Linked DNA regions of Mus musculus: all the other regions are linked to region 3. The links are chromatin loops, found by intact Hi-C in ENCODE. Cell type or tissue: left cerebral cortex. All regions are shown on one strand. Links, peaks and the distances in the headings refer to the core of each region. The heading gives the core; the rest is flanking DNA. Region 1 holds the start of Gm31796 (a long non-coding RNA gene). Region 2 overlaps Dclk1 (doublecortin-like kinase 1). Region 3 has its middle 97 kb from the start of Tm4sf1.

Region 1 (10,850 bases), core at 1,036-9,035, 1.7 Mb before region 3:
AGCACGGGGTTGTACGCTGTGTGGAGGGTCAGATACATGCTTCTTTTGGATATCTGGGTTTCCGGGGTTTTAATCATCAGATTTCATGAAGCCACTCTAGTCTGTTGGGAGAATAGCGGTCCAAAGAGCCCCCACAATTAACACTTTTGTCAACTCAGATTCGAAGCCAGCGTAAAATAATACACTTCCTACTCTCCTGTTTAAAGGCAAATAAATCAGAGAAACTTGAGGACATATGAAACATTGGATGACTACAAACGTGCTTTACACTTGGGCTCTGCGGTGCTTACACATGGAGCAACTAAGAACTGGAACCCTGGGACGTCAGATGGAATCTTTAGTTTGTATGTAATTACATACAGATGGGGGAGGTGCTTTAAGTGGCTCTTTTGTTTTTTAATCATCTCAAATATGCAGCCAGCCAGCCAGCCAGTAGCACTAAGGGTCATAACCTGATGGGAAACAGGAAATCTAAGGTAGAGGTTTTTGAGTGCCTGGGCTCAGGCATTTTTGTTTGTTTGTTTCTGTTGCTGGCTCTAACATGGGGGCCTCTGTGGTCAGTTTTCCGGTAAGTGAGCATCTAACTGGCAGGTGTTGTGATCATGCAGTTTGCCCAAAGAGACAAGGGGTGTGGATTTATTGCTTTCTGTCAAGAAAAGGCAATCTCATACCTGTAAATTTCCTCAACATTTTTTTTTTTGGTCAATTAAACTGAGACCCTTAATGTTACTTTAATGTAAAATTGTATAGTTTTGACTGTGACATACTTTATTAATTTTAAGTAATTAGTGCTTAAGCCTTCAGAACTGTTGGTATCAAGAGTAGGACTTTAAAGTGGTGTTAACTTAACAATGCTCATTCATTCCAACTCACTCAGCTGTAGTCAGGGACAGAGCAGAATAGCTCTCTTACATGCCCCTGACATTAAATCCTTGGTGTGTTCAAAGAATAAATAAAGAGAAATTGAAGCTGGTTCAAGGTTAGAGTCATATCCTTGACAACTTTTTAAAAATTTTTTTATTAGGAAATTAATATTAGCCTTTTTCATTCTGGCTGAAAGAAAATTATTAGAGGATTACTTGAGTGTGAAATTGAATAGTACTTTGCCCCTGCATACTAAAGAGGTGGGCTGGGGACTTGACACATTTAACAAGTTTCCCTCAAGGTTTCGATTTGGAGAAAACAAATTCAACATTTCCTTTGGAGAGTCTGCCCTTGTCACTTGCTGCATGGATCGGATGACGTAGGTTAGTGTCTGATTTTGGAATCCCAATGAAATAACTTTCAAACAATTTGTCCCCATGATTAAAGGTGGAATGGTATCCAATTTCCCCCCTAATCCTTCAGTTTAAGCTCATAAATTGTAGGTGAATGTGGAATGAAATCATCTGTGATATATTATGTTCATTTACCAAACGAGCTCTTTTGATGTTGCCTGTTTTTATGTAAAACATGTTCTTAAACTAATAAAGTCATATCTCTTGGTGTACAAATTATTCACAATGCCCTTCGTTGCTGGGCCAGCTCCTTGGTTTACATTGCCATGATGGTAAAAATCTCATATCGGTTCACTTGGAATTGCCACATTCAGTCCAGAGAGGAATAACCCAGCTGTGTTCCAGGTTGGGGGTGGGGTACTCTGTATACGAGGCTTTAAAAATTAGTCATGCGGTCAAAATGTAGCTTTCCCACATGTCCTCCACAGCACAGTATATATTTCATGAACATAATTCAAAATCAACTATTCCAAAAATGTCCCTTTTCATATATTACCTCCCTGGCCTGGCCAGTGACTTGGACAAACACAGAGAAATCCAATGCTGTTCAGCCTTATTTTATCCATCCACCTACACGCACAAGCTCTCCAGAGGAGACTGCTATTTTAGATGCTAACCTGTAATTAGCTGCCATTTTGTTGACCTTCCCCATTAGGCATTCCAAGCTCAGTTTTGACCTTAGAGAAAATTGCAGCACCGTATGATGGAAGAAAGTTCTTTCCTGTTGGGGTTTCAGTGCCAGGAGATTGAAAAGTCAGCCAGCAAGAGTGATCATAGGCTCCCTGGTGTCACCTTTATGAAGGTGCCAGAATATCTCCCAAGCTCGTGTAAAATTAACTGTCACCTTCCCAGCCACCCATGGGCTGTTGAAGCCCCTGTTTCCCCCTTTGCTCTCCATAGAGAAGAATCTTCTAGATTCTTCTGGCAATTTCCTTGATACAATGGTCACGGCAATTGCTGCCTAAGGACCGTTATCTTGTTTTATGAAACTGATGGGCTTGCCAAAAATCTGCCATTCAAAACTTCCGGTGGGGGGAGTCTCGGTTACAACTCTGGTGCTGGAGATGATAGAGCTGCCACACATGGGGGCTGGGAAGGAGCAGCCTTCCCTGACCCGACCGCAGGCCACTTAGGCTAGGGAGCTGGATAGGTGCTGTGTGATGTACACAAAGCGAGCAGTTAGGAAGGCAGAGGTCAATGGGCTGTGAGAAACAGGTACAGAAGCATCGTGGGGATTTTTCAGAACACATCTCCTGAACCAACTAAGAAAGCCTTTCCTCGTAAGTCTTAAGTGGTAGCCAGGTCCGGTCTCCCCAAAGACGGGCACTAAGACAAGACACACCCAGCCAGCTGGAACAGCCAGATCCACGCTGGCCATCAGCACTGCGACAGATGTCCAAGCCAGCTTGCCTGCACTTCAGATCATTCATTCAAGTGTTTTTTGAGTGAGAGCCAGAAGCATGGATGGCACTTCATTTGGGCTTAGGAAAAATATTGCCTATTTTATTTTATTTTATTTTATTTTATTTTATTTATTTTATTTTATTTTATTTTATTTTTATTTTTATTGCTCTGGTCCAAAAGACTCACAAAACAAGAAACTATACTTGAGCTGACAAAGATGCCATTTATTGGGATTCTTGGTTCGACATTCAGGTGACTCGTGTCTACACCTAGCCTAGCCTCATATGTTCATAGCAACTTTGATTCTTGAAAAGGTGTGTCTGCCATCTGCTCTTATGATGGCACACATACCCCATGGTGATTTTGGCTTAGCTCCTGGGCTCTGAGGTAGAAGGCATCCCAGAGTTCTCTCTGCCATCTGGAATTAGCATAATGTTTTAAACTTTTTATCCTACATTAATACTGGGATATGTCCATCCGTTCAACAAGCTTAACCAAGACCCACTATGAGCAAGAGATGCATAGTTTAGGCTAAAGGAAACCATATTATTTCTGTACAAAAGACCCTCATTCTAGCAAGAAATAATCTTCTACTCTTTGGTCATTGTATGGAGCTACTGATTTATCGTTCACAGATGGCCAAACACCAGTCTGTCAGGGGCACATCCTTACCAGCTTGTGACTAGCTCCCAGCATGTGTAGACAGCGTTGGCTGCCTGCAGTCTAGACATCAGTCACTTGTAACTAGACCTGTGGTCCACCCACTCCATTAGAAAGAAGAAAAGAAAGGGAGATGGTGAGGGAAGAGAGAGCTGGTGAAACTAAAGGCAGAGGAGACACAGCCTTATCTTCTGTGAGGTGTCTTATGGATCGTTGAAAAGGAAAGGAAGTATTGATCGATTGTTGCACTCTTTAAAAGCAATTCCAAAGGGATGCTCTGGGTGAGTGTGTGGACTTAGCAAAGTTCTTAGCCCCATACACATTCTTCACTCAAGACTACTGTGCCCTTCTGACAGAGTGAACACAAGTAAGACACCATAAATAGCTCTATCAGCACACCCCCTCTCAAGCTACACGTCTTTGTCCGTTCTTCTTGGACTTTCCAGATCCCCTTGAAGGACTTTTTATCAAACACCCACAGCAGAAGTTCAGCCTGGGACCCCACATTCACACCCAGTGTGAGTTATATATTTTTACCTTTTCTCTGTCTTGTGTGTATGTTGGGGGGTGTGTGGAGAAGTTAATATTAGTATTTGATATGGGAATAAAAGAACCCATATTTTCCTTGGCTAGGCTGCCTAGTCAGATGGGTTTTATGACAGACTGCTGTCATTAAACATATTAAACCTCATGAATTTATTGTTATGCAATCAGTTCTGACATTGTAGGATGACACCACATCTTTGTCAATGTTTCTGGCATAGCATCTTCAGGACTCCTGGGCTGGCTTCCTTAAGAGGCATCTTGCTCCACTTCCTCCTGGGCCAGGCCTGAGATGGGAGTTGTCTTGTTTCCATTCAGACATGTAACTGTGAGAGAGAAAAAGAGGGGAGGATAGGTGGATGGATGGATGGATGGATGGATGGATGGATGGATGGATATGGATACAGGTTAAAGCAGCTGCAACTGGGTTTGAGAAGCATCAGAAGTTCCGGAAAAGTCTGTATAGATAAGCTAATGAAGTAGACCAAGAAAGGCTGCCTGGGTCTGGAGCAGGAACTAGGTCAGGTCTAGGTACAAACAGATGGGTTGGCAGGCACAGTAGGCTGCTCTAACCTGCAAGGGGATGGCCTGGGGGAGGGAGGCTAATTAATCCAAGTAGGTGAGTCTGTGGTACTTGAGGCATGCAGATATTAGATGGTAGGTTGGTATGCAGTCAGGGCATTGCAGTGTTTGGTGTTCATCTCTTTATAGAGTCCAGGTGGGAGAGGTACACTCTTTCTTCAGTCTGGCATGTCCACTCAGGGGCTGCTTTCCATCTATAACCTTAATGCACCAGTGTGCCTCTATAATCTCAATTCACTGCCAATAAATGTACAAGGCGGCTCCCTTTCTATTCCCGTGAATAAGCCACTTATCCATGTATGCTGGATGGGTGGTGCCTGGCAGAAGGTGCAGTTTCTGGGTCCACCCAGAGGCTGCAGTCTTCCTCTGCCTTCAAAAACGGAGTAAAAAACTGCTTGTAAAATGCAGTTTCCCAAGGCAAAGCACAGCCTGAAAAAACAAGGCTTAATACAACACAGAGTAACGGAGAGTAGTGCGCACAGCCTGATCTCAATGCAAACTGCTTTCTCAGCGTCAGCAGAGGGCGGCCTCCCCGGCAAACAAAAGACTCGGCCACATGCAGTTCCTTCTCAAGAAGATGTCCTTCTTGCAAAGCTCCTGGCTCTCTTCCCAGGGGGAAAACGTTCTTCTCTCCTGGGTTATTTCTCTTTGCTTTGGGGAGAAATAAAAAAAAAAAAAAAGGAGCAAAGAGGGAGAGGAGGAGAAAGAGGGTGGGAAGAAGGAGGGAGGGAGAAGGGGAGACCCACTGACCCTGAAAATCGCTCTCTCCTACCTTCTTCCTAGACAAATCCACATTGTCACCTTTCCTTGAGAACAGGGTGATAATTAATGTTCTCCCCGAGAGAGGTTTCATTTTTCCATCAGACTCACCTATTAATTTGCTGAGTTCTTCTGATTAAGCGGCGAGCCTGTCGGGCGGCGTGGGCGGCGAGCCTGTCGCTCGGTCGGCGTGGGCTCATCACTCTTCACATCCTTTCATTTTCAACAACTAACTCGAGGCCCCAACCAACCCAGACATTTTCAATTTCCTCCCTCACCATGTGGATGTTCCCACGTCTTTTAATAATATTCTGAAGTCAGCTCCTGTCTCCCGAGCAAGCTGATTTTGCTTCCTCCTACTTACTCTTTAGAGGAAAGTAAGGGTTTGCATTGGTCCCTGGAAATGGAACCCGAAGATTCCCTGCATGAGAGGGCGGCCCCACACTGCCATGGGTACCTACCCACTGATTCAAAGTCTCTCTGTTTCCAGGTGTTTTTTGTGGGTTCTCCTAGAATGCCCACACGTTGGCACGCTTTTCCCCACTAACGCTGCTGACAGATAGGTGTGGCTTCACCACACTGCCACACAGAGCCATCTGACAATAGAACCTTCCCTTCTCAGTATATTTGCACAGAAAACATCAGCTGAAAACCCAAGGAAAGGGAAGCAACTATCACCTGTATTCCTGATTCCTGAATGCCCAGAAATACATTCAGGAGAGCTGGGAAGAACTGAGCAAGCCTCCAGACCTCAGCAAGTGCCAGTACTGTATCTGTCTACAGACAGGTTTTAGGTAGGCTCGGTGTCAGTTGCCTATAGCTTTTGTGACCATTCCACCCCACTCTTGCCCCATACCCTGAACTAAAGTCCAACAGGCAATGGGTGCCCTTGGGCTCAAGAAATGAGTCCCGGCTTTGTCCTCAATTGGTCAGCAGGACTTTCTGGACAAGATGGAACTTTCCAGGTGAGACAGGGTCCAGATTATCATGGAATCAAGTCAAGAATTCTGTCAGTCTGTATCCCCTCTCTGGGCCTACTTCCTCTCATCTGGGTTCCCTCTGCACTCTCCCCAAATTTTTACTGCCTAAAAATTACTTGGTTTATAAATATTTGTGTAGATGGGTAGAGTTGTGTAGGCGTATAAGTCCGCATATATGCACATGTGTGTTATGTGCTGTGATGAGCAACTGCATGGACCAGCATCCCACAGTGTTGCCGGTCTGCTGCTGTCAGTCAGCATCACCCTGGACGTTACTACTATATCCTGCGGTGCCTCTTAACAGACTGTGGGAACTAGGGATGGAGCTGCTGGATGGAGCTGGCCCCTAGTGTTCTGTTTACCCGATGCCTCATCATTCACACCAGCACACAGGCAGCTGCAGTAACTTCAGATCTGAGCACCCAGCCTGCTGTAAATCAGGAGGGTAGAGTCTGTGGCTGGAAAGGAAAACTCGGCTCCTTTCTTCTTGTTTCTTCCAATCAAGCTGTGGGGTTTTCTGAGTGGGGGGAGGTCTGTGTCTCCAGCCTTCTTCCACACAGTCATGCTTTTCACAGCTATCTGATGTGAATGGCTGCCTGCTGGCTATTGGCATCTTAAAAATGTTTATATGTGCAATCCCCAGACCGTTATCTCCCTTCCACATGGGGCCCACTTGAGCAGTCAGCCAGTTACCCTCGTATTGACTTTCTTTCTTCCTGTTGATATGACTGACAGGAGAGTCTCTGCTGGTAAGTGCATTCCCCCACCTCTATCTCTGGAGAGCAGAGGGGTCTGGCCATGTCCTGCATCTGTGAGGCAGCGAACATCAGTGGGGCCCAGGCGGGAAAAGACGACACGTGGAAGTGTAAGCAAGGACTTTTGTGCAACAGATGCAGACCCAAGGCAAGCTTTGGAAATTCCATGGGCAGACGTGGCTTTCCAGGGTGTTTTTTTTTTTTCCAAGCCACAAATAAAAGAATGGCTTTAAATATACTTCTTGGGTTCATAAATCGCAATAAATTTGGTCCCACATGGTCATCCTGCTGGCTAGACACCTGAGCAGAGATCTCACTTGGCCATCAGACAAGTAGAAAACCAGGTAGAGACCACGTGATACTCCAGAGACAGTGAGGTTGGGGGCTTTAGTGCTGTGGTGGTTGGAAGGAAATGTCTCCGACAGAATTGAGGATTTGTACACTTGGTCCCTGGTTGGTGTCCCTGTTTGGGGAGGTTAGGAGGGACAGCCTTGCTCGAGGAAGTCCATCACTGGGGGGCAGGCTTTGAGGGCTTATAGCCTCACTCCACCTCCAAGAATCCTGCTCTGATCACTTGCTGCCCTGCCACAGGCCATTATGGATTCTCACCCAGAAGTAAACTCTTGCCTCCCTGGATTGCTTTTGGTCATGGTGTTTTCTCAGAGCAACAAAAAAATAACTCTCAAAACTATCTGACAGAAACAAACAAACAAACAAACAAACAAAGCAACTCAGGGGAGGCAAGGGTTATTTGGGATCATGGTTCCTTTTGCTGAGGAAGGCATAGCAAAGTCCATGACAACAAAAGCTTATGGTGGTGGTGCCTCTCATGACAGAGGACCAGAAAGCAGGGAGATGCTAAAACCAGGGCAGGCTTATCTTCAAAGGCCCAGTCCTAAAGGCCTACTTCCAGCAGCTAGACCCCAACTCCTACAGGTTCCCACAGGCTCCCAAACAATGCCACCAGATGGGGACCATATGTTCAAAATATGAGTTTATGGGGTACGAGTCAGACCAATCAGACCAAACAGAGGTCGTCAAAGAGGCAGCAGCGATAAGGCAGAGAGAAGTGAATGCCCTCAGGAACTACAAAGAAGGCAAAAGTGATCACCAGCAGTTAGCAATATTACCTGGGGAGTTGGGCAATTGTGCTATGATTAAAAGGGTTTGTGTGTGTGTGTGTGTGTGTGTGTGTGTGTGTGTGTGTGTGTGTGTGCATCTCTGCACACGAATGGGATTCAAGCCTAAAGCAAGTTGAGAGAAGAAAGAGTTTATTTGGAATATGGTTAATATGGTATCAAGGGAAGCTGAGGCAGGAACTGAAGCCAGGACCATGGAAGAATGCTACTTACTGGCTTGCTCGCAGGCTCACATTCAGCTCCCTTTTCAGCCCAGACTCATCTGCCTGAGAAGGATGCTGCCCTCAATAAGTCTGAACGCTCCTACGTCAGTTAGTCAAGGAAATGCCCACTGACCAATTTGATGGAGACAAATCTTTCAGGTTCCCTCTTTCCAACGAGTTGGCAGCTGAAGCTAGCTCTAACTGGGGTGTGGCTTTTGAACACATTGATCTAGGTGCTTTTGGAGCGCCTGCGAGGAGAAAGTACCAACAAGTTAGGCTGGATGTGGTGATTTAGGAACGGAACCCAGCAGTGGTCGTGGAAACCTTGAAGACTTGGGACCATCCCCATTTGGAGATGCACATATATGGTAGAGAAGAGATTCAACCCCTCTGGTGTTCCCTAGCAGGAGGAGACCCCGAAGACAGAAAAGATATCACGTATATCCAAAACCATAAATCCAAACAAAACATGGGGCTCATCAGAGGGCATTTCACAGGATCTGATTGTTAGTGCGAGTCAGCTGAGTTATTTTGGAAGGTAGAAAATGAGGTCGCAGAAATAAATACCACTCAAGAGGGAAATGTCAAAGCTATTTACTGAGCTCGCCATGTGAGGGAATGAGCCACCAGCACTGTATTGGAACAGAGATTCAAATGCGGGCAGGAGCGGGGAGCTTTGCAGTGCTGTTTTAGTCCACTGTAAAGGGGTATTCCCATGCAGGCTGCCTACAGTGTGGGAGACATAGGGGGCTCAGGGGGGGACTGGAGATGGGCTAGCTGGAAGTGGGTCATCCCTTGGGACTCATTAAGGGACACAGTTGGCTTTTCTCTGGTGGTTCCCAAGTTAGAGATAGGGATGAAAATTAAAGAAGCTTCCAGTATTACTCAAATTAGCTGCCAAGGCATGGACATTTAGTTGACTGTTCTAGAAATTACTCTTACGCTTCCAGGATTGTGACCAAAGAAAGCAACCTGGCTTCCTATAGATCTGGCTTTATAGCAAGCTGGCTTCCTGGGCAATTTATTATAGTTACGTATTAATGTAGTTTCCTTGACATGAAACTATGGGTCATGTGTCAGAGTCTTGTTTTTCTAATACGTCCTAGCCATTATCCATTTAATCTTTCAGGATATACTCGATTAGTCTCCTGGGAACTTGGTAAAAGTTGCAGGCATGCTGTCGGGGCGAGAGGGAGACAATCCTGCAGCAGAAGGTAGGTTAGTAGGAGAGAGAGTAACAATCACAAGATCTCTTCGGCACTAAGCTCTGGGGAGTTTGGAGAGGGAATGGGCAGATGAGTGGGTTTGGTGAGCTGAGAAGTTATTTATCTTTATCCCTGGGGAGAGGGAAGCCACTGATAGGCTTTAAGCAGGAGGTAGGGCTGATGAGGCAACATCCCCTTCTCAAAGAACACTCTGGCTGCATTCTAGGAAGGTCAGGAGCAGATGCTGGGAAAGAAGGATGAACTGTGATGCCAACAAAAAAGCGTCACCAGTGGGTGAAGGCTGGGGAAGTCAGACAGACAGACAGACAGACAGACAGACAGACAGACAGACACACAGAGAAAGATACAGATAGAGTCAGAGAGACAGAGGGAAGACAGAAAGACAGACACAGAGAGACAAACAGAGAGAGAAAGACAGAGAAACAGAGAGTCAGAAGCAGAGGGACAGAGAGAAAGACAGACATAGAGAGGCAGAGAGACATAAACACAAAGACACAGAGAGTAAGACAGAGAGACAGAGACAGAGAAACATAGAGAGAGACATAAACAGAGAGACAGAGACAGAGAGTCAGAGACAGAGAAAGACAGAGACAGAGAGACAGAGAAAGACAGAGACAGAGAAACTGAGACCCAGAGAGATAGAGAGACAGATAGAGATACAGAGAGACAGAGACAGAGAGAGACATAGAGAGACAGAGAAAGACAGAGACTGAGACTCAGAGAGATAGAGAAACAGAGAGCAGACTGAGACCTCTGCTCAGAGTTTCCATGTTCTTATCTTCATCAAAGCAAGCGTTCAGAAGTGAGATCAGGAGGAATGGAGGAAGTTCACAGCACAGCACACTAGAGGAGTGAAGGGGAGGAGGGGTCTCCAGGAGTTGAACCTGTCTGAACAATAGCTACTGTGACATTTCAAGTCAAGTTCTTCAAAGGAATTTAAAAGATTAAGTTTGGGTATGCTTATTTTTATCTAAAAAAGTTTCTTTAATAGGTGGGATTATAGGTGGCTTATGGAATGAACTATACAGGTTTACAGGCTGATAAGATTTTAAAAAGACTTGTCAAAAAAGTATTCTTATTACACTAGGTCACATGGAGTGTGTTTTTATTGTAAATGTGATTTGTAATCCTATTTGTGCTTTTTTTTTTTTTCAAAAAGAAATTATATAGTCTTTTGCAGGCAGCTTTTCTTTTCTTTTGCAGTTTATGAGATGAGAGTTTCTCTTCTGATGTCCCCTTAATTTCCAGTTTTCCCATTCTGTCTCAAGAGGAAAGGCACTACTCCTAGTTAGTGCCAGTGGAAGATGAGGAAAATGGAGGTT
Region 2 (10,850 bases), core at 889-8,888, 1.7 Mb before region 3:
ATTAACTGTGCGGTGTGTGCTCAGGCACTGTGCTGAGACCCAAGGATCCAATGGGGACTAAAGCACGGTCTCTGCTTTCAAAGGTCACACAGCCTTTGGCCAGTCGTGAACTAGTAAGTGGCGAGGCATACTTACATCCCTGGCCACCGTTCCCAAGGCAGCAGAAGTTTTAGCTAAAAGGAGCTTTAACATGGACTGTGTCATAATGGCAGAGTCATAATTGCAGATGATCTGAAGGCAGTAAAGAGGATTTAAAACTTAGGGAATAACTTTTTGCCCAGAGGGTTGTCTGGGATTTTAGAATGGCCAATTAAACAGCTGGGGGGGGGGGGGGAGTTTATTTATGACCATGCATGAAAGCAGGTCTGCTGGTCTCCTTAGCTTTGGATCTAAATAATGGACTAGGAGGGAGAGGAAGACATACTAACTTTTGGGGACTTGGGGGTGGCCATATTATCTTTTCCTTAAACATAGAGCCAAGGTTGAAAATAGATTTTATTAGTAACCTGAAGAGTTTATGTTTGGAGACAAACCTCCAAGGGTTTGATGGTATAGGGTCAGCAATGAAAATGCAGACAGAAAAAGGAAGGTAGTGAATGGGGTGGGGGAGGGGTTGCCGTTGATGACAGCTTCCTGAAGAAAATCTTGGTTGATTGGTCTCTGACCTCTTCCAAGTCTAAGACCCCGACCTGATTCAGAGATTCGGACCTCACTTCCCAGGATCTCACTTTCACCTTTTTTTTTTTCTTTCTTTCTCGCCCTTTTTATCCTCTAGGATGATGGTCTCCCAGAAAATGAGCATCAGCTGTCAGTAGCTGGCAAAATCAAGAAGCATTTCAACACAGGCCCCAAGCCGAGCAGCACTGCAGCAGGAGTTTCTGTAATAGCAGTAAGCATCTGAAATATCCACCTCTAACTTTTAAAAGCAGCCCTCCCCCTTGAGACAGGCATCCCCGGGAGATTCCTCCCAGAGACAGCCTAGTGGGTCATTTCTTCAGACAGCAATGGAGGGTGTGTGTGTGAGGGTTGTTTCCCTGGGTGCCTCATTATCCAATACCTCCAGGGTATCTAGCAGCATATATTAATTTCATGATTTATTATTTTAAAGAAAAAAAAACCCTCTCTCCCCAGACTGGACTCTCTTGACTCCCAGGTAAAGCGTCCAGCGTCTTTTTGATAAAACTTGGAAGGACAAGGAAGCTGAGAGGGAGGAAACGTAGCAGAGTCAGGTTGGAGCAATGTAGGCATGTACGCCAAATCTAGAGGAAAGCCAAAACAGAACAGAAAGTAAACACTGATTTTCAGAGAGAGAGAGCGAATCGCAGGAACGCCCAGCGAAGTCACAAGGTTTTGCTCCTTAGAAATTTGTTTAGTTGACAACGTTTATCATTTACCGTTTTATTTGATGAGGGGGCCCTGAAATTTTTTTTTCCTGCTCTACACACGCAGGCATACACTATACGTAATCTGATAGCTTCTCTAACAGAGATTAAATTGGTCTGAGAAACACTAAAACCTCAAACTTCCTGGTGTTAAATTCTAGAGTGCACATATATCAACGTCTCACGTAACTTGAGTTTTAAACAATTTCCTCTTTAGCCAGAGTATGTACGCCTTAGCAGCACACTCAGTGTGAGACCCACTTGGGCTGTTTCTTTCCCTTTTCTCAACAAAGAACTTGAGGCAGAACGATAAGGGGATCCTGGGAGAGATTTCACGCTGCGGACAGCCGTGCTGCTCCGCTCATGCGCAGTGTGCAATTGGTCAATCCTTGATACCGGTGTCTCGGTGTTCTGATTTTCTTCCTGGTTTTGATGAAAGGGACCACTTTGAAGCAGGTCTCCATTAGTAGCTGTCTGGCAGGGGCTTCCTCACTTTGCAAGAGGCACGGAAACGTGCTTGCTCTTGCTGTTGGAATCTCACAGTCCTCCAGGGACCTTTTTCAGTACATTGTGGGTGATGACACATGGGTAAACTGACGGTTATCCATAGAATGTAAACTCTTTGGGATGTTCCTCAGCAACGCTGAGGTTTTACACACTCATGTTGTTCTTTTAGCCTCTCTTTATCTCTTTCCAAAACTCAGTGGGGAAAAATATCAACTGCCCTCCATGTTTTCCAGGATGTCGGCATTCTTTGTCATCAGCTAACATCCATCACGAATTTTTGCAAGCCTCTATCTCTCGGGAAAACACGGCTAAAACAAAGTTCTATTTTCTTAGGTCTGGATATTCCAAAAGATTTAGCCCCAGTGGGCCACCATTTTGGAATGAGTGGTCAACACCAAATGCCCACAAAAAGGAATGTTTCTCTGCTCCCTTTGGAGCTCATGGCTGCTACAGAGAATGTTTTTCCCACCTGGGCCATTTTTTCCCCATAATTTCATTTTAATTGGTCTTTGGTTAAGTTTGCTTTAGCTGTTCAGTAACGGTTTGTTTAAAGCATTCTGAGAGTCCTGTAATGACTATGGATAGAGACTTCTGCGTGATTTTCCAGTTAGCACAGGATACATCTTTGAGGGCAAATCCTATTTTAATTAGACACTGATAAATTCTGAAACCAAATATTTACGAATTTCTTATAACTTCATCAAAACCTCTCAACAGAATATCAGTGGTCATCGACACGTTTTCTAAGCATCAGGACTTTACCATTTTGAATGCAATCGTTTTTCTTTTGTTTTTGTTTGTTTTGCTCCTGGCCCTGTACACACTGCTGACCTAGAACTCACTATGTAGTCCCTGCTGGCTTCATTCAAACTTGAAGCAACCTTCCTGTCTCAGTCTCCTGAGTGTGGCTCACTGTACCCAGCATGAATGCTATTTTGGATACAGAGGTCTCAGTTTGTCTCTGACATATTTTCCACGGCAGTCAAGCCCCCCCTGTAACTCTAAATTGCACATGAGTTCAGTGAGTCTTTAAGTCGCTTTAGGCATTACACAGCACTTCGGTATAATCTTTATGTTAACCCCTGTCAATCACATCTCAAGTATGAAAAATATCAATGTCAGAAGAAAGGGTCTGCAATGCCTCTTCTCCAGGATGCATTTCCCACACCAGCATGTGCTTTCTACGAGGACTCCTGCGAAGCTTCCAGGCGTGGGGCGGAGCTGGGAATTAGAAGCTGACCAATATGACTGCCTTGCTTTCAACTTTCAGAATAACACTGGCAAATTCCATAAACTTGTTTCTGATCCTAAGTATAAAGACTACTAGTAGCAGTTTTATCACAAGGAAAAAAAAAACCCCTATCATTAAATAATCTTCCCTTTCAAACTCTTGAGTATGACTACAAAGCAGTACTCTTTTGTGAGACAGGACTTTAGTGGAAGGTGAAATAAATACCTTTTATAAATGGTATAGTCTACAGAGGCCACTTGACAATTTAATAATTCTGGTTTTATTCCCCCATGATAAGAATGTCTTCAACAAATATAACATGGTGATTACTTCTGTTTGATGAATTAAAGTAAAAAATAAGTTTCCTTCAAGCAGATTTTCCCCCTCTGAGCAAATGTATGTTCCTGGGAGGCTGAGGCTATGAAATTGACTTTAAATTGACTTTATCTTACATAGTTTTTTTAAAATTATGTGCACTCCTGGAATTTTTTTAAAAAATTAGATTGGAGTATCAGTTTGTAGATTTTTTTTTCCTTTTCCTTTTCTGGAAACAAATAGGTATGGCATTGGTCTCTATGCGGGATTTGTCTTTCTTTAGTGAGAAATCTACCTGGCACAAAGTAGCAATGGTTATAAAGGAGTTTATGGCATACTCTGTTTCTTGAGAGACACAAGAACAAAGGTGCCTATGGGCTCAGCAAGCACTCTCTGCTCACAAGTGCCATTCCTGAAACACAGGAGACCCCCTGGTCTGAACCACGTGATCTTGTTCGTGTTGCCCCCTCTGCTGCCTTCTTTCTCATTCCAAACATTATTGAGACCAAAAGAAGGCTACAAGATGGCTTCATACAAAGGCTCCACAAGGGTCCCAAGTTGGCTGGGAGAGTAATTATCAACTGGAGCTCTTGGGAGTCATCGGGCTGTTCTGAAAGGAGGGAGGTTGATGGAGCGTCATTGAGTCGGGTAGTGTGGTCAGTGGAGCATCCGAGGCTGTGCATGAAACTGAGATAGATATTCTGTCTCTAAGGTTTCCATTGTCCTGCCAGCTTTCATAGCAGTTGGGCAAGTGGTGGTGGGGGGAGGGAGAGAGAGAGAGAGAGAGAGAGAGAGAGAGAGAGAGGAAACAAAAGGTTATTAAAATACAGTGTATAGACACGAAGTGGAATTAGAGATGACATTCTAACGGTGGCCTCTCTGAGAGCGGAGGGGGGAGGGGCATGATTAGATTTGTGCAGCTTGATGAAAAACCCATGACTAAGATGCCACTTTCAATTTTTTTCCCCATTTAATGCTGTTTATTGTTTTAGTTGATAATTTTCCTAATGCTTTAACATTGTCCTTTTGAATTTTGCTCATGCAAATAGAGCATTTCAGTCTAATTGAACAAATCCATACTAATCAGCTAGTAATTGTGGTACTGGAAAGCCGGGTTCAATAGCCCTTGCTTCCTGCTCTCTGGCAGTCTGCCTGTAGATGGCACTAGAGAACTAGTAACTGGTCGCCCTCTCTGTGGCCAACCTACCACCTTCCAGAGAGCAAGGGTGCTACAATTTTCTTTTCATAAAAGAAAAGAAATGATACATTTTTGAAGATTAAAACCTCATGTTGCTTTCTCCAAACGCTAGGATAGCCTAGTTTCCAATCAGAACACCGAATCTCAGAGTGGTTCCTAGTTTAAACGCCTAGGACCCTGGCGTGTTTTTGAAATGCCTTTTGTGCATTAGAAGTAGAATCTGTCAGGAGCGTCAAATCAGTGAGACACTTGAAAAGACTCCAGAATCTCTCTTCCGAAGCAAGGTGCATCCTCGGTGGGCAGAACAGGGCTCAGGCAAGCAGCAGGGCTTAGGAGTTGAGGCTTTTATTCCCAGGTAGCCAAAAGCTAACATCTTATTCCAGAATGGACAGTAGTGGGAACTTAACCTGTGTAGTATTTACTGTGTCTTTTGTTAATGCTAAGCACTTAACTGTACATACATGCTTTTTAATGTACATGGAAAGCTTTTCTGTGTTTCTATTTCATTTTATTTTCCCAGAGAAACTAAATCTTCTTTAGTTCAGGAGTATTATTAGATAGATAGATAGATAGATAGATAGGCAGACAGATAGACAGATAGACGTAGATGTAGATATAGGTCAACTCTCTCTTAAATCTAAATGCTTATGATTTTTGCCTCATTCCTTTCCTCTTTTGTTTCATAATTATAAAGCTGAAACAAAAAATGAGTTTAAGCCTACTGGATCTTACTGGGAGGGTGTTCAATCTCTGTATTCACAGTGACTAACAATGATTTCAGTTTAACCATATATTTTCTACTGTATAACAAAAGGAGAGGTGTTTACATATCTTTTGAAATTGAGGGCATGGTTAAATGTATAAACATTAAAAAACCTGATTGACAGACAAGTCTACCCTATGAAATTGGCATTCAGGATACTCGTAAGGGTCCTGTGTTTCTTTATTTTTATTTTACTTTCAATGTGCAGATTATGTTATTAGCTAGCTGCTCTGCAGGAAAGGCCCCATCACTGTGTGTGCGTGCGTACGTACGTAGTTAATGAAGAGCGTGGACTGGAGTCTTAATTCTGGAACACAATGTTGATCCACTGAGTTGCCCCATTTCTCTCTGCTCAGCTGGACCACGGGTTTACCATCAAGAGATCAGGGTCTTTGGACTACTACCAACAACCAGGAATGTATTGGATAAGGTATGAGATGGTGCAGCTCAACAGTCAGTGTTTCCATGGCAACGTGCTGGCAGTCTCCATTTACCAGTTCCTTCAGTGGATAAACATGTTTTTGATTTGTTACCCAGTCCATATGCTGCTTTATCGGTTTCATTTTAATCTTGATTGAGATGCCACACCCCCTCATTCCTTTTTTTCACCCATTCTTCACACTGACATTTGCCGGCTTTCTTTCCATCGCACATGCTCAGTATCGATTTCCCCTTACGGTTAAAAGGACAGTATATTCCGTGCTGATGCCAAAGCCTTTGCCTGTTGTTGCTGATTGCAGCAATGATGTTTCCAGTGCTCTCCTGCCCTGTAATAAATGGAACTACAGCAGCACTTCAGTGTGTGTTCTATAGAAGTATATACTGTCATTTTAAAGTTACCCAGCCCAGCCTTAACCTTCTCAGACGGTGAGACAATGCATTTACACCTTAGCAGTAGAAATGCCTCCCAATACAGCGGGCTACAGAATGCATTGTGTGTGTCAGTAAGCTTGTGTTTTCAAGTTCTCCACCTTTTCGTTTTGTTTCTGTTTTACCGTTCCCTTCCCCCTCCCTCTATGTACTAGCTCCTGCATGAATTTACTTTCTGAATTTTGTAACTGTCAGATTCTTTAGTTGGCTTCTCTGCTTGAGCAAGGGGGTCGATGGGAAGTGTGACTTTGTTTAACCAGCTTATGAATTCTGTCCCCTCGTTTCCGATTCCAGTCAATGGCGCTGGCGTCTCCTGCCAGGGGCATTGTGTGTGTATCTCTCTAGAGTTACCCACAAGCGTGATGGCTTGCGATGGTTTGAGACATGAACTCTGAGAAGTTCTAGGGAACTTCTCTTCACCTTAATGTCTCCAAAATGATCTCCAGGTAAAAGCTCCATGTTATAGCACTCACCAAGGAAAAAGCACCCCGAGCTTTGGCATTTGTTTTTCAAATAATAGAGTCTGTTGGTTGGCGCAGCACAGTATCTGCCTGACACCATTTCATGGATCAGACTGCCAAGTTTTACCACAAAAAAATTATATATATATATATGTTCATGTGTATATAGATACATATATACTTTATATATTATAATACATATACATTTCCCCTTTGATTATTGCTCCTAATTATTTTTTATAATTAGGGTCTCAAAACAAAGGGCTTAGAAAAGCAGAATATTCAGACAAATAACCAAAATCATGATCAAAGTCATGATCGTTTCTAGGTCTGCTTATAATAGGAAAACACCCTGGCTCGGTGAGAGGATTTCCCAGAAAGGGATCTTTGTGCCTTCAGGATTGGTCCAAGGGAGGGGATCCCACATCTAGTGTTTCATTTACCTAAGCAAATTAGCTCTGGGGGAGGGGGAGTTAATTATGATTCGCCTGCACACAGACCCAGCTTTTGACTTTCCAGCACTGAAGAGAGTGCAGCAGGGTACACAGTTCACAAATGCTGATCTCCCCAGTGGACCGCCCATGCTGTGCACACTCAGTGCCCTTTCCAGTGCCCTTTCAGGGCCTTTCCGGAGTGTGGCTTTGTGCCAGGGGCAAAGGCTAAGCAGAAGTCTACCTGTGGTGATTAGCCTTGCTCCCTTTCATACTTTATGCAAATCGAGCCGTAGTGGTGGATGCAGCCTTTCTTACCCTGTGTGTCCTGTCCTGGGGCGGATCAGCCAGACGTCTACATGTAGAATTGATAGATGGTGAAAAACAGGCCTCAAGTGTGTCTAATTACATCTGGACTTATTTGTATTCTTTTTGTTTTTTTTTTTTAAAGCATCCATAAATTCATCTAATCTCAGAAAAAGGAACATTCTGAGGAATTACAAAACTTATAGAATTAAGGGTAGAAGCAAAGTGTCAAGTAAACACAATAATTAATACACGTGATCCAGTATTAAAAAGACTAACTGCAAGCCTAGCGACAGTCCCCATCGGCAGACAAAATGACACATCCCTGAGTAACGGGCGGGAGCAGATGGGAGATTATCTCTTTCTTCTTCCACACATAAACCGCTCTGCTTTCCAGCTGGGGGCAGTAACAACAATGTTTATAGTTACTGCTGCACTAAACAGCGTACACAGTATGTAAAGCTAAACTGGAGACATGACACTAAAATCTCATTGCCGTCTATGCTTAATTAGGAAGTTTTATAATGCCATTTAGCCCCAGAATGAACACGCTCTCCTCGCTGATCACAAATGCTTCCCTTTTATCTCCACGGAAGTGGGAGCATTCATTTACCCACAGTGGCAGGCCAACTCCTCAATATAAACAATCGTTGACGGCAGAGGACCCCAGTCCCAGCGCTTGTGTTTGTAAGTGCTTGTGGCTGTTCACACTGTTCTGGGCAGAGTACTCCTGGGTCCCACTTGCACTTACAAAGTATCTCACATGAGGGTGTCAGCTGCTAAAACCGGCTCCTTGCAGTGCCCCAAATCAGTGAGGACTTCTTAATAGACATTTTATCGATCATGGAGACATGATGGGATGGAGGGGGGGTGTCCATTTTCTTCTTTCTCTTTTTCATGCCCCTGATTCTTTCTCAGCAACTCTGCTTTCTACCTACAGCCAGGGCTGCATTTTCTGGCTGGCCCATTTATCCAGGAGGCCTTACCACCCAAAGCCCAAGCCCACAAGCTCGCTGGGCTATTCCATGCCCCCTGAGGCCTGAAACATTGCTTCTCCCTGCTGCAAGTCACAAGAAAACACACCCTGCTCTAAACCTCCCTCCCCGCTGCCAAAGTGGGTCTAGTTGCATCATTTCTACCTCTCTCAAGTGCAGATGTCCCCCGTGGCCCATATCATGGCCGAGAACACGCAGAAGAGACTTCTGCATCTGAAGTATATGCAGACCATCAGGACCGTGACCAAAATGAACTAACTTGGTTAATAAAAACAGAACCAGCCAAACAAACAAACAAACACAGGAGGCCAGTCCTTTGAAAATGCTAAATAGGATGAAGCATGGAGGTGAAACAGGACAAAACTGGTTGGGTTCCCAGGCATGACATGACTAAAATGTGCATACTGGTTTCAAGCCCCTCCTGAAACAGTGAGTAATGAGGCAAACCCTGGCAGCCAGGCGCTGGCTTTGGGAGGCTATTAAATGCCGTCATGCTTGGCTGTTAAAAGGAACGGAGTCTATTAAGTGTATCTTGCTGGGTGCAGTTTGAAAGAGGTGTCCCTATTGAAGCCAGATAGTGCCCTCAGCACACTGAGATCTCTGCCCAAGGAGGCCTGCTTTGTGGCCAGTTGCTTTGACCTTGTGCTGAGTGCCAGAGGCTGCCAGAGGCAAGCAGATAGCATGGGATTGACCGCTCCTTCTAGCTCCCATCGCAACCCCTGGCTTCTTCTGTAACAAGGGGGGTGGGGGTGGGGTGGGGGGGGTGAGTTTAGAGCATCCAGCAAGTCACAGACAAATTTCAAAACCAGTCAAACTTTGGTGACACTTTTGGCTTCCAGAGGACAGTGAGCATTGGGTCCAGCAGTTGTCCCTTAATGTCCCCTGAGTGATGGCTCAGGCCAGGTTCAGAAACCCCAGAGCACTTGATAGCTATTGCTGTGGCAAAAAAAGTCAGGAATAGCTGAGAGTGGTAGTACATGCCTTTGATCCCAGCACGTGAGAGGCAGAGGCAGGTGGATCGCTATGAGTTTGGGTCCAGTTTGGTCTATGTAGCAAAATCCAGACCAGCCAGGACTCTACAGTAAACCTTGCCTCAAGAAAAAAAATAATAATAAGTTAAAAATATATAAATGAAGCACAGGAGAACCACCTGGGCATATTTCACCCAGCCACACCGCTGGCTGTTTCCTTTTGATTTTGTTTCATTTGGTTTTCAGAAGCCTCTTGTGAGAGAATTTCAACATCATATATATGCCTTTCTGTAACTTCAACATGTATCTAGAAATAAGAGAAAACCACGAAGCCTAAGTCCTCTCCCAAGTGGTATGAATTGAAAAGAGAGTCTATTCCTTTCTCTGGGGTTCTGGACAATTCAGTATCTGCTAAATACTCTTTGGTAGCTATTTGTACTTCACTGTCCTTCTTTTAAACTTTTTTTTAAAAAGCCTCAGTGATGTTTAAAATGTTGTCCTTGAGAAGAGGATTTGCATGCTGCAACACATGAGTGGAGCCTAGCCTTCTTCCTGTTTTAATTTTAAAGTTTTATTAGAATACAGCTACATCCACTCATTGTCATGTTGTCTGTGGCTCCTTACGCCCTATTGTGATAAGCTGTATCAGAGAACCATAGCCTGAAACCCAAAACTTGCCTATTTGGCCTGTTGCAAAGTTTCCTCACCCCTGTGTTTAAGGGTGAAGGCTAGTTCTAAATTAAGAGCACCATCTATTAAAAATGCAAATTTCATGAGAATAAGGATGGGACTTATTTAAAGTGGTATTTTTGCCAAAGTAAAAGTGAATAGTTGAACTCAAAAGAAGAAATTTTGAGGTTGAATGTGTGTTGTTCCCCCCCGCCCCCCGCCCATGGTTATATAAAAGGAAGAGTTGGGGTAACCAGACAACATCTAAGATAGTCTGTAGGTTTTCATTTTTAACAACCCAGGAATAAATAAGCCTTTTGGCTCAGCTAAAATTGTACTTGCAGTAAAACCACCCAGCCTGTGACACAGCTGTGAGACTTAGTTTATGTTTTTAAATTTTTACAGATTTGCCTAGGCTAAGCCCTGCCTGTGGGGATTGACTGGCTCACTACTATGATGAGGGGCAGCCACCTGGCTGTTCAGTTTCTCTTCCATAAGGAAACCAGGGGCTGCAGAGCAGATGAAGGAAGTATATTCAGCCTCCGGAAGCCTGATACTAACACCCTGCAAGGGCCACCACTGTAACTCCGCTGGAGGCTAGGAAGGTGACAGAGCCAGGCTGGTTGAGACCCTTTTAAACATTTAATCTCAAAGTCCTGTGTCGGATCAAGATAGCTAGCATAGAAGCACACAGTCAGCCTTCCCAGGAAAGCAGGCCATGATATCTCAGAGAGTCACCTTGAGGAAGTCA
Region 3 (10,850 bases), core at 1,171-9,170:
TCTGGGTTCTTTCCAGCTTCTGGCTATTATAAATAAGGCTGCTATGAACATAGTGAAGCATGTGTCTTTGTTATATGTTGGAGAATCTTTTTGGTATATGCCCAGGAGTGGTATAGCTGGTTCCTCAGGTAGTGCTATTTCCAATTTCCTGAGGACCTGCCAAACTGATTTTCAGAGTGGTAGTAACAGCTTGGAATCCCACCAGCAATGAAGGAGTGTTCCTCTTTCTCCACATTCTTGCCAGCATCAGCAGTCACCTGAAGTTTTGGTCTTAGCCATTTTAACTGGTGTGAGGTGGATTTCAGGGTAGTTTTGATTTGCATTTCCTTGATGCCTAAGTTTATTGAACATTTCTTTAGGTGCTTCTTGGCCATTTCATAATCCTCAGTTGAGAATTTTTGTTTAGCTCTGTGCCCCATTTTTTGATAGGGATATTTATTTCTCTGGAGTCTAACTTCTTGAATCCTTTGTATATATTGGATATTAGCCCTCTATCAGATGTAGGATTAGTAAAGATTTTTCACAAACTTTTTGTTGCCATTTTGTCTTCTTGACAGTGTCCTTTGCCTTGCAGAAGCTTTGCAATTTTATGAGGTCCCATTTGTCGATTCTTGATCTTACAGCACAAGCCATTGCTGTTCTATTCAGGAATTTTCCCCCTGTGCCCATATCTTCGAGGTTCTTCCACACTTTCTCCTCTATAAGTTTCATTGAATTGGGTTACATTGAATCTGTAGACTGATTCAGCAAGATGGCCATTTTTACTATGTTGATCTTGCCAATCCATGAACATGAGAGATCTTTCCATCTTCTGATATCTTTTTAAATTTCTTTCCTCAGAGACTTCTAGTTCTTGTCATACAGATTTTTCACTTGCTTAGTTAGTGTCACCCCAAGGTATTTTATATTATTTATGACTATTGTGAAGGGTGTTGTTTCCATAATTTCTTTACCAGCCTGTTTATCCTTTGTGTAGAGAAAGGCCACTGATTTGTTTGAGTTAATTTTATATCCAGCCACTTTGCTGAAGTTGTTTATTGGGTTTAGTAGTTCTCTGGTGGAACTTTTGGGGTCACATAAGTTTACTATCATATCATCTGCAAATAGTGATATTTTGACTTCTTCCCTTCGAAATTTGTATTCCTTTGATCTCCTTTTGTTGTCTAATTGCTCTGGCTAGAACTTCAAGTACTATATTGAATAGCTAGGGAGAGAGTGGGTAGCCTTGTCTAGTCCCTGATTTTAGTGGGATTGCTTCCAGTTTCTCACCATTTAGTTTAATGTTGGCTACTAGTTTGCTGTATATTGCTCTTATTATGTTTATGTATGAACCTTGAATTCCTGATCTTTCCAAGACTTTTATCATGAAGGGGTGTTGGATTTTGTCAAATGCTTTCTCAACATCTAATTAAATGATCATGTGGTTTTTTTTTTCTTTGAGTTTGTTTATATAGTGGATTATGTTGATGCATTTCCATATATTGAACCATCCTTGCATCCCTGGGATGAAGCCTAATCGATCATGTTGTATGATCGTGTTGATATGTTCTTGGATTTGGTTTTCAAGAATTTTATTGAGTATTTTGCATCGATATTCAGAAGGGAAATTGGTGTAAAGTTCTGTTTCTTTGTTGGGTCTTTGTGTGGTTTAGGTATCAGAATGAATTGGGTAGTGTTCCATCTGTTTCTACTTTGTGGAATAGTTTAAAGAATATTGGTATTAGGTCTTCTTTGAAGGTCTGATAGAATGCTGCACTAAACCCATCTGGTCCTGGACTTTTTTGGGGAGCGGGGGATACAACGAATGACTGCTTTCATTTCTTTAAGGGTTATGGAACTGTTTAAATCATTTATTTGTTTCTAATTTAATTTGGTACTGGGTATCTATCTAGAAAATTGTCCATTTCATCCAGATTTTCCAGTTCTGTTGAGTATATGCTTTTGTCGTAGGATCTGGTGATTTTTTTTGGATTTCCTCATCTTCTATTATGTCTCCCTTTTCATTTCTAATTTTGATGATTTGTATACTGTCTCTGTGCTCTCAGGTTAGCCTGACTAAGGGTTTATCTATCTTGTTGATTTTCTCAAAGAACCAGCTCCTGCCTTGGTTGATTCTTTGTATAGTTATTTTTTTTCTTTCTTTCTTTTTTTTTTCCTACTTGGTTGATTTCATCCCTGAGTTTGATTATTTCCTGCTGTCTACTTCTCTTTGGTATATTTGCTTTTTTTGTTGTTTTGTTTTTTTGTTTTGTTTGTTTGTTTGTTTGTTTTTGTTTTTGTTTTTGTTTTTGTTTTTGTTTTGTTTTGTTTTGTTTTGTTTTGAGACAGGGTTTCTCTGTATAGCTCTGGCTGCCCTGGAACTCACTTTGTAGACCAGACTGGCCCCGAACTCAGAAATCTGCCTGCCACTGCCTCCCAAGTGCTGGAATTAAAGGCATGCGCCACTACGCCTGGCTATTTGCTTCTTTTTGTTCTAGAGCTTTCAAGTGTGCAATCAAAATGCTAGTGTAAAAATTCTTTAATTTCTTTCTCTACTTTTTCCTTGATCAAGTTATCATTGAGTATACTGTTGTTCAGCTTCCATGTGTATGTGGGTTTTCTATTGTTATTGTTGCTACAGAAGTCTTAGTCCATGGTGATCTGATAGGCTTCTTGTATATTTATGGGCATGTCTTTCTTTAGGTTAGGGAAATTTTCTTCTATAATTTTGTTGAAGATATTTCCTGGCCTTTTGAGTTGAGAATCTTCTTTCTCTTCTATACCTATCATCCTTAGGTTTGGTCTTCTCATTGTGTTCTGGGTTACCTGGATGTTTTTGGTTAGAAGCTTTTTGCATTTTGCATTTTCTTTGACGGTTGTGTCAATGTTTTCTATGGTATCTTCTGCACCTGAGATTCTCTCTTCTATCTCTTTTATTCTGTTCGTGATGCTTGCATCTATGACTCCTGATCTCTTTCTTAGGTTTTCTATCTCCAGAGTTGTCTCCCTTTGTGGATTCTTTGTTGTTTCTACTTCCATTTTTAGATCCTGGATGATTTTATTCAATTTCTTCACCAATTTGGTTGTGTTTTCCTGTAATTCTTTAAGGGATTTTTGTGTTTCCTGTTTAAGGGCTTCTACCTGTTTACCTGTGTTCTCCTGTATTTCTTTAAGGGGGTTATTTATGTCCTTCTTAAAGTCCTCTATCAGCATCATGAAATTTGATTTTAAATCCAAATTTTGCTTTTCCAGTGTGTATGGGCATCCAGGACTTGCTGTGGTGGGAGAACTGGGTTCTGACGATGCCTAGTAGCTTTGGTTTCTGTTGGTAACATTCTTGTGCTTGCCTTTCTGGTTTATTGTGCTTTCCCATCTGATTATCTCTGGTGTTAGTTGGTCTTGCTGTTTCTGGCTAGAGCTTGTCCCTCCTGTGGGCCTGTAAGTCTGCATCAGCACTCCTGGGAGACCAGCTCTTTTGGTGGGACCTGTGTACCAAGGATTGTGGAACAGCTTTAGCTCCTGTTTGTAGACTGCAACCGGAAAAATCCTGTCCCAGCTGTTACACTGTTCCTGTGCCCTGTGTGCTCCTGGCCAGTCCTGCTTTGGACGGTTATTGGAGAGAAAATGGAGATCTCACCTCTGAGCCCAGGAGTGAGAGCTCTCCTGGGAGACCAGCTCTCTCCTGGAAGGCCCCGTGTACAGAGGACTGCGGAACAGCCTTAACTCTAGGTGCAGATGGCAACCAGAAGGATCCTGTCCCAGCTTCTCCCATGTTAGGGATGCAAAGTGAATAAATTATTGAAGAATAATAAATAAAATAAAATAAAATAAATAAAATTTTATTTTTTCTGGATTCAAGTGCTAAAGTCTTTAAGATAGGCCCACCAGAAGGGGATGAAATATCTACAAATATTTAGTTGTTATGTACTTTAATTTCAAATGTCTTAGAACCATTACAGTATGAAAAGTCAGAAATATAGAGATTCAATGTACAGCAGATTAATCTGTCAACAAATGAGAAGGTACCTCAGAAGAAACTGGAAGTGATACAAGTAAGGAGAGGAATTTCCTTCCCCTCCTGCAGATGAGATTGACCTAGAAAAAGACCTTGAATTTACTGCACAACTTCAGATATTAAATAGACAAGTAGAAAAGCTCTTGAGACAAAGGAGTTTATTCCCAAAACAAGAGAAAGGATATGGAGGAGGAAAAAGTTACTTCCTGAAACAAGAGGGAAGGTATAAAAGACAAAAACAAAAACAGTGTTTGGACAAGAGTTACACCAAGCTGAGCCCTTTCATTAAAAAAGAGATGTGTTTAATCATAGATCTTTGCTGCCACCTTGTGCCAGCATGGAGGAATTATTGCCTGGGTCTTAAAATAACACCTTAAGTGTTTTCAGTAACAAAGCATTAGATTCACGCAGATAGCATCCTCAAGGTTATGTTCAGATTGATTGGAAACCTATAGATGGGACAGATTTAAGGTGATTAAAAGATGCATTGTGAGACAGATAATAAACAATCGGGCTATGCAGAATAGAATTATACCACAGAGTGGAAGGATTTAATGACAGCTATATTAGAAGTTGGTCCTCAATTACAATGGCTTACATGGTGGAGAGAGGAATCAATGGCCACAGAACAATGTAATCAGGCTAAAGGAATATTTATAATAGGATCGTTTTTTAAGTGAAGGTCAATTTGCTGACTGACATATAGGTACAACTTGAGGATACCACTATAGCACAAGGGATTTTTTTTGTGCCTTTAAGGGCATAGGATAGAGTTGAGGACCAGGAAAAATGACTACATCTTTTGGTAAAATTATCACAAGTCCGGGAGGTGCTTACACTGACTTACTGCAAAGCTTAACTTCAGCAGTGCGAAGAACAATAGCAGATCCAGATATAAGAAAGGTGCTACTTGAATCTTTGGCTTTTGAACATGCAAATAACTATCATTAAAAATTCAACTTGCCAATCTAGATTAACGGAATAAAGCTGATGCTGATATTGTATATCAGCTGCATATAATACAACTTTAACTTGACAAGCCTTAGGTAACGGTCTTAACTCTCAGAAAACATGATGCCTTAACTTTGGAAGTTTGAACATTTTGAAAAAAGAATGTAAAAATTTGCATACTAAAGGAAATGACTCATTTCAAAATAATCAAAATATAACAGCAAGAATTTGGAATAAATGTGGAAAAGCCAGACATTGGGCTAATGACTGCCAATCAGTAGGAGATGTCTAAGGCAAATTTTTACCAGAGGATACCACAACTCAGAGAGCCCAACTCAGCACCCAAGAGCAAACAACATGAGCCAACAACATCCTGTCAGTAACAAAATAGCTCACAAAGAAGGCTAGAGAACATAAAGTCAGTATTAGAGATTTAGTGCATGGTATTACTGCTACAGATAGTGCTGCTTTTGACTCAGCAGTGGGTAAACATCTTACACTGTCTCCACAAATTAATTGTTATAAAATAGCTAGTGGTGTGTATGGTCTTTGTACAGAACCAGTAGGGATATTTTGGGAAGTAGTTTCACAGCTCTCAGGTTTATTGTACAGGCAGAACTAATAGATGAAGATTATCAATGTGAAACTAAATCATGGCTTATGTTAAGAAAACTATACAACTATAGCCAAGTGATAGGACTGCTCAATTATCATTACTTCCATATCACAAAGGTAAAGCAGCTTCAATAAATATGACAAGAAGATTTAGAAGTACTGGGAGGAAAGTATTTTGGCAAACTATCATTATTAATGAAAGACCAAAATTAAGGTTAATGGTAAATGATGTTGAAATTAAAGGTTTGATGGACACTGGGGTTACTGTGTTTATAATTTCTGAAAAACCGTGGAATCAAAATTGGCCATTTCGAGATGTCTCCACTCAGTTTATAGATTTTGGAACACATCTCATGTGAAGCAGTGTTGTTTGGATTAAATGTTTAAGGCCAGAAGGCCAAGTAGAAAAGTTAAAATTGTATGTGGCTGACATAACCATAAACCTATGGGGAAGGGGTTTATTAGAATAATAGGGAACTCAAATTAATATTCCTTCAATTTCAGAAACAGCCCATGAAATGGTGTTTTAAATGGTTTATAGTCCTGAAAAAGTTATTACAAAAATTATCAAGGATAATTATAGGTTATATAGGTTGTCAATAGACAGAACAAAACATGAATTGGCTTTGCAAATTTAGACTAGAGGCCACTGCTAATAATATGCCAATAGCCTTGCTTTTAAAATGGCTAACCAATATGCCTATATAGAGGCAGAGCAGTAGCCCTTAACAAAAGAAAAATTACAGTCACTTGAGCATCTGGTGCAAGAACAATTGGACATATTGAGGAGTCTACTAGTCCTTGAAATTCTCCTGTATTTGAAATAAAAAAGAAATCTGGACAATGGAGAGTGTTAACAGATTTAAGAGCTGTAAATAGAGTAATTCAGCCTATGAGTTCCTCACAGCTTTGAATTCCTTTACCTTCTATCTACCCAGAGTCAATATCTTGTGAAACAACCACTAAAAATAATTTGTAAATGATTTCCTCAGTGTATTATTTACCATTACATGGGTGATATTTTGTTAGGAAAAAATGTACACTGAAACAAGAAAGGTTGTTACCTTACTGAGTGCTACAGATTGCACCTGAAAAAATACAGAAAGAAAATTCTATAAACTATTTAGGATTTAAGCTGAGTCCACAAACAATTTCAACAAAACAATCAGATCAGAAGAGATAAATTACAAACTATTAGAGATTTTTTTAAAGTTATTGGGAAATACTAACTGGTGATACCCTCCTATTAGATTAATTACTCAAAAGTTAAGTAATTTGATTCAAAACCTGGAAGGTGATTTAAATGTAAACAGTGCAGGGAAATTAACAGCTGAAGCGGAAAAGAAAATAGCCCAGAGAATATGAGAAACCTATGTGGAGCGATTAGACCCTAAAATTAACTATACTTTAGTTATTTTACCCTTCATTCATTCTCATACTGGAATAATTGTGCAAAAGGAAAATAATATATTAGAATAAATTGTTAACACATAAACAAATTAGAAAATTTTAAAACCTATATAGAAAAAGTTTCTGAATTAATTATAAAAGGCAGTGCCAGCTCTGGGCCACCTTGGGCGTGAACTTGGAGGACAGTCCCACAGTCCCCAGAGGACTCTCCATGCCCCAGACGACCTAGCATGCCCAGGATCTTAAGATCACAGGTAAGTGGAATGCAACATCTGTCATAACAGAACTGGAAGTGCCTGGGGCCAGCAGGAGCAGGGACACAGGAGCCCTGCCTGCCCAGCGGCTCAGGTTTCTTCTGGTCTGTACAGGTCTACCTTGGATTCTAACACAACAGACAGCCCCACAGTACCCAGAGGAGGTACCACTTCCAGATGCCCTAATATGCCCAGGATCTTAAGATTCCAGGATCCCAGGAGTTTGGTCACACCAGGATATCAGGGTCTCAGAGGAAGCTTGACTGCCAAGAACTCTGACACTGAGTCTCAGGTTCACAGGATCCCAGAATCACAGGATAACAGAGATTGCTGGACTCTGCGGAGTTCTGACTGAACCAGGATTACAGTAAGGACAGGCTCTAATCAGATATATTGAGGGCAGCAAGCACTTCAGATAATCAGATAGCAGGAGGCAAGCATAAGAAGCAACTGAAACCAAGGTTACTTGGCATCATCAGAAACAAACTCTCCCACCATGGCAAGTCTAGTATACCCATCACACCAGAAAAGCAAGATATGGATCTAAAGTCACTTTTCATGATGATGATGGAGGACTATAAGAATAAAATAAATAACTCCCTTAAAGAAATACAGGAAAACACATCCAAGCAGGTGGAAGAATTGCACAAAACCATCCAGGATCTAAAAATGTAAGTAGAAACAATAAAGAAATCACAAAGGGAGACCACTCTGGAAATAGACCTAGGAAAGATGTCAGGAGCCATTGATGCAAACATAACCAACAGAATACAAGAGATGAAAGAAAGAATCTCAGGTGCAGAAGATACCATAGAGAACATTGATATAACAATCAAAGAAAATGCAAAATGCAAAAAGATCCTAACTCAAAACATCCAGGAAATCCAGGAAACAATGAAAAGACCAAACCTAAGGATAATAAGTACAGACGAGAAGGAAGATTTCCAACTTAAAGGGCCAGTAACTATCTTCAACAAAATTAGAGAAGAAAACTTCCCCAACCTAAAGAAGAAATGCCCATGAACATACAAGAAGCCTACAGAACTCCAAATAGTTTGGAACAGAAATGAAATTCCTCCCTTCACACAATAATCAAAACACTAAATTCACAAAACAAAGAAAGAACATTAAAAGCAGTAAGTGAAAAAGGTCAAGTAGCATATAAAGGCAGACCTATCAGAATTACACCTGACTTCTCCTCAGAGACTATGAAAGCCAGAAGATCCTGGGCAGATGTCATACGGACCAAAAAAGAACACAAATGCCAGCCCAGGCTACTATACCCAGCAAAACTCTCAATTATCATAGATGGAAAAACCAAAGTATTCCACGACAAAACCAAATTCACACATTATCTTTCCACAAATCCAGCCCTTCAAACGATAATAAAGGAAAAAAATTCCAACACAAAGAGGGAAACTAAGCTGGAGAAAAAGAAAGTAATCTTTCAACAAACCTAAAGAAGATAGCCACATGAACAGAATTCCAACTCTAACAATGAAAATAACACAAAACAACAACTTTTCCTTAATATCTCTTAATATCAATGGACTTAATACCCCAATAAAAAGACACAGACTAACAAACTGGTTACATAAACAGGACCCAACTTTTTGCTGCATACAGGAAACCCACCTCAGGGACAAAGAGAGACACTATCTCAGAGTAAAAGGCTGGAAAACAATTTTCCAAGCAAATGGTCCACAGAAACAAGCTGGAGTAGCATTCTAATATCAAATTAAATCGACTTCCAACCTAAAGTTCTCAAAAAAGATAAGAAGAGACATTTCTTACTCATCAAAGATAAAATTTACAAAGATGAACTCTCAATTCTAAACATCTATGCTCCAAATGCAAAGGCATCCACATTCATTAAAGAAACTTTGCTAAAACTCAAAGCACACATTACAACTCACACAATAATAGTAGGAGACTTCAACACCACACTCTCATTAATGGACAGATCATAGAAACAGAAACTAAACATAGACACAATGAAACTAACAGAAGTTATGAAACAAATGGATTTAACAGATATCTATAGAACATTTCATCCTAAAACAAAAGGATATACCTTCTTCTCAGCACCTCATGGTACCTCCTCCAAAACTGACCATATAATTGGTCACCAAACAGGCCTCAGCAGAAACAAAAATATTGAAATTATCCAATGCACCCTATCAGATCATAACAGACTAAGGCTGATCTTCAATAACAACATAAATAATAGAAAGCCCACATACACATGGAAGCTAAACAACACTCTCCTCAATGATAACTTGATCAAGGAAGAAATGAAAGAGAGAAATTAAAGACTTTTTAGGGTTTAATGAAAATGAAGCCACAACATACCCAAACTTTAAAAACAAAATGAAAGCAGTCTGAAGAGGAAAACTCATAGCTCTGAGTGCCTGCAAAAACAAACTGGAGCGAGCATACACTAGCAGCTTGACAGCACACCTAAAAGCTCTAGAACAAAAGGAAGCAAATTCACCCAAGAGGAGTAGACAGCAGGAAATAATCAAAATCAGGGCTGAAATCAACCAAGTGGAAGTAAAAATAACTATACAAAGAATCAACCAAACCAGGAGCTGATTCTTTGAGAAAATCAACAAGATAGATGAACCCTTAGCCAGACTAACTAGAGGACACAGGGACAATATCCTAATTAACAAAATCAGAAATGAAAAGGGAGACATAACAACAGAACCCGAGGAAATCCAAAAAATCATCAGATTCTACTACAAAAAGCCTATATTGGAAAACCTGGATGAAATGGACAATTTTCTAGACAGATACCAGCTACCAAAGGTAAGTCAGGATCAGATTAGTGACCTAAACAGTCCCATATCCCCTAAATAAATAGAAATAGTCATTAATACTATCCCAACAACAACAACAAAAAGCCCAAGACCAGATGGGTTTAGTGTACAGTTCTATCAGGCCTCCAAAAAAGACCTAATTCCAATACTCCTCAAACTATTCTACAAAATAGAAACAGAAGGTACTTTACCCAATTCTTTCTATGAAGCCACAATTACTCTTATACCTAAACCACATAAAGATCCAACAAAGATAGAGAACTTCATACCAATTTTCTTTATGAATATTGATGCAAAAATACTCCAAAAAAATTCTCTGAAACCCAATTCCAGAGCACATCAACATGATCATCCATCATGATCAATTAGGCTTCATCCCAGGGATACAAGGATGGTTCAATATATGGAAATCTATCAACGTAATCCACTATATAACAAACTCAAAGACAAAAACTACAGGATCATTTCATTAGATGCTGAGAAATCATTTGACAAAGTCCAACACCCCTTGATGATAAAAGTCTTGGAAAGATCAGGAAATCAAGGCCCATTCTTAAACATGTTAAAAGCAATATACAGCAAACCAGTAGCCAACATCAAAGTAAATGGAGAGAAACTGGAAGCAATCCCACTAAAATCAGGGACTAGACAAGGCTGCCCACTTTCTCCCTACCTATTCAATGTAGTACTTGAAGTTCTAGCCAGAGCAATTAGATGACAAAAGGAGATCAAAGGAATACAAATTGGAAGAGAAGTCAAAATATCGCTATTTGAAGATGATATGATAGTATGTATAAGTAACCC

Evidence for each region. Peaks named below come from ENCODE experiments on the same cell type or tissue, not always from the same donor. Only the 100,000 strongest peaks of a DNase experiment are listed, where the experiment ranks them.
Region 1: a loop joins it to region 3, with 4 times the contacts of the local background. A loop is called at or near these places in 2 of 42 quality-filtered maps.
Region 2: it touches region 3 in a loop (6-fold over the local background); 4 of 42 quality-filtered maps call a loop at or near these places.

Annotation. Positions count from the first base shown.
Region 1 is chr3:55,537,566-55,548,415 of GRCm38, forward strand. It overlaps Dclk1 (doublecortin-like kinase 1), which reads left to right. Exons shown (of 17, transcript NM_001195538.2): 17 at 1-1,503. It overlaps Gm31796 (a long non-coding RNA gene), which reads right to left and starts at 5,780. Exons shown (of 2, transcript XR_375678.4): 1 at 5,337-5,780; 2 at 2,885-4,210. It overlaps Gm25404 (a long non-coding RNA gene), which reads left to right and starts at 5,875. Exons shown (of 3, transcript XR_375679.4): 1 at 5,875-6,954; 2 at 9,432-9,516; 3 at 10,732-10,850. In left cerebral cortex, for the core only: a CTCF peak has its summit at 4,973 (motif pointing right); DNase peaks (open chromatin) are centred at 2,379, 2,586, 4,940 and 5,579; H3K4me3 peaks cover 1,054 bases; H3K27ac peaks cover 2,763 bases.
Region 2 is chr3:55,516,098-55,526,947 of GRCm38, forward strand. Dclk1 (doublecortin-like kinase 1) reads left to right here. Exons shown (of 17, transcript NM_001195538.2): 16 at 776-889. Among named protein-coding and RNA genes, the nearest start is that of Gm31796, 22 kb to the right of the region's middle. In left cerebral cortex, for the core only: CTCF peaks have their summits at 4,583 (motif pointing right) and 7,864 (motif pointing right); DNase peaks (open chromatin) are centred at 4,595, 5,911 and 7,850; H3K27ac peaks cover 2,416 bases.
Region 3 is chr3:57,199,967-57,210,816 of GRCm38, forward strand. No RefSeq gene overlaps it. Among named protein-coding and RNA genes, the nearest start is that of Tm4sf1, 97 kb to the right of the region's middle. In left cerebral cortex, for the core only: a CTCF peak has its summit at 4,336 (motif pointing left); DNase peaks (open chromatin) are centred at 3,576 and 4,310.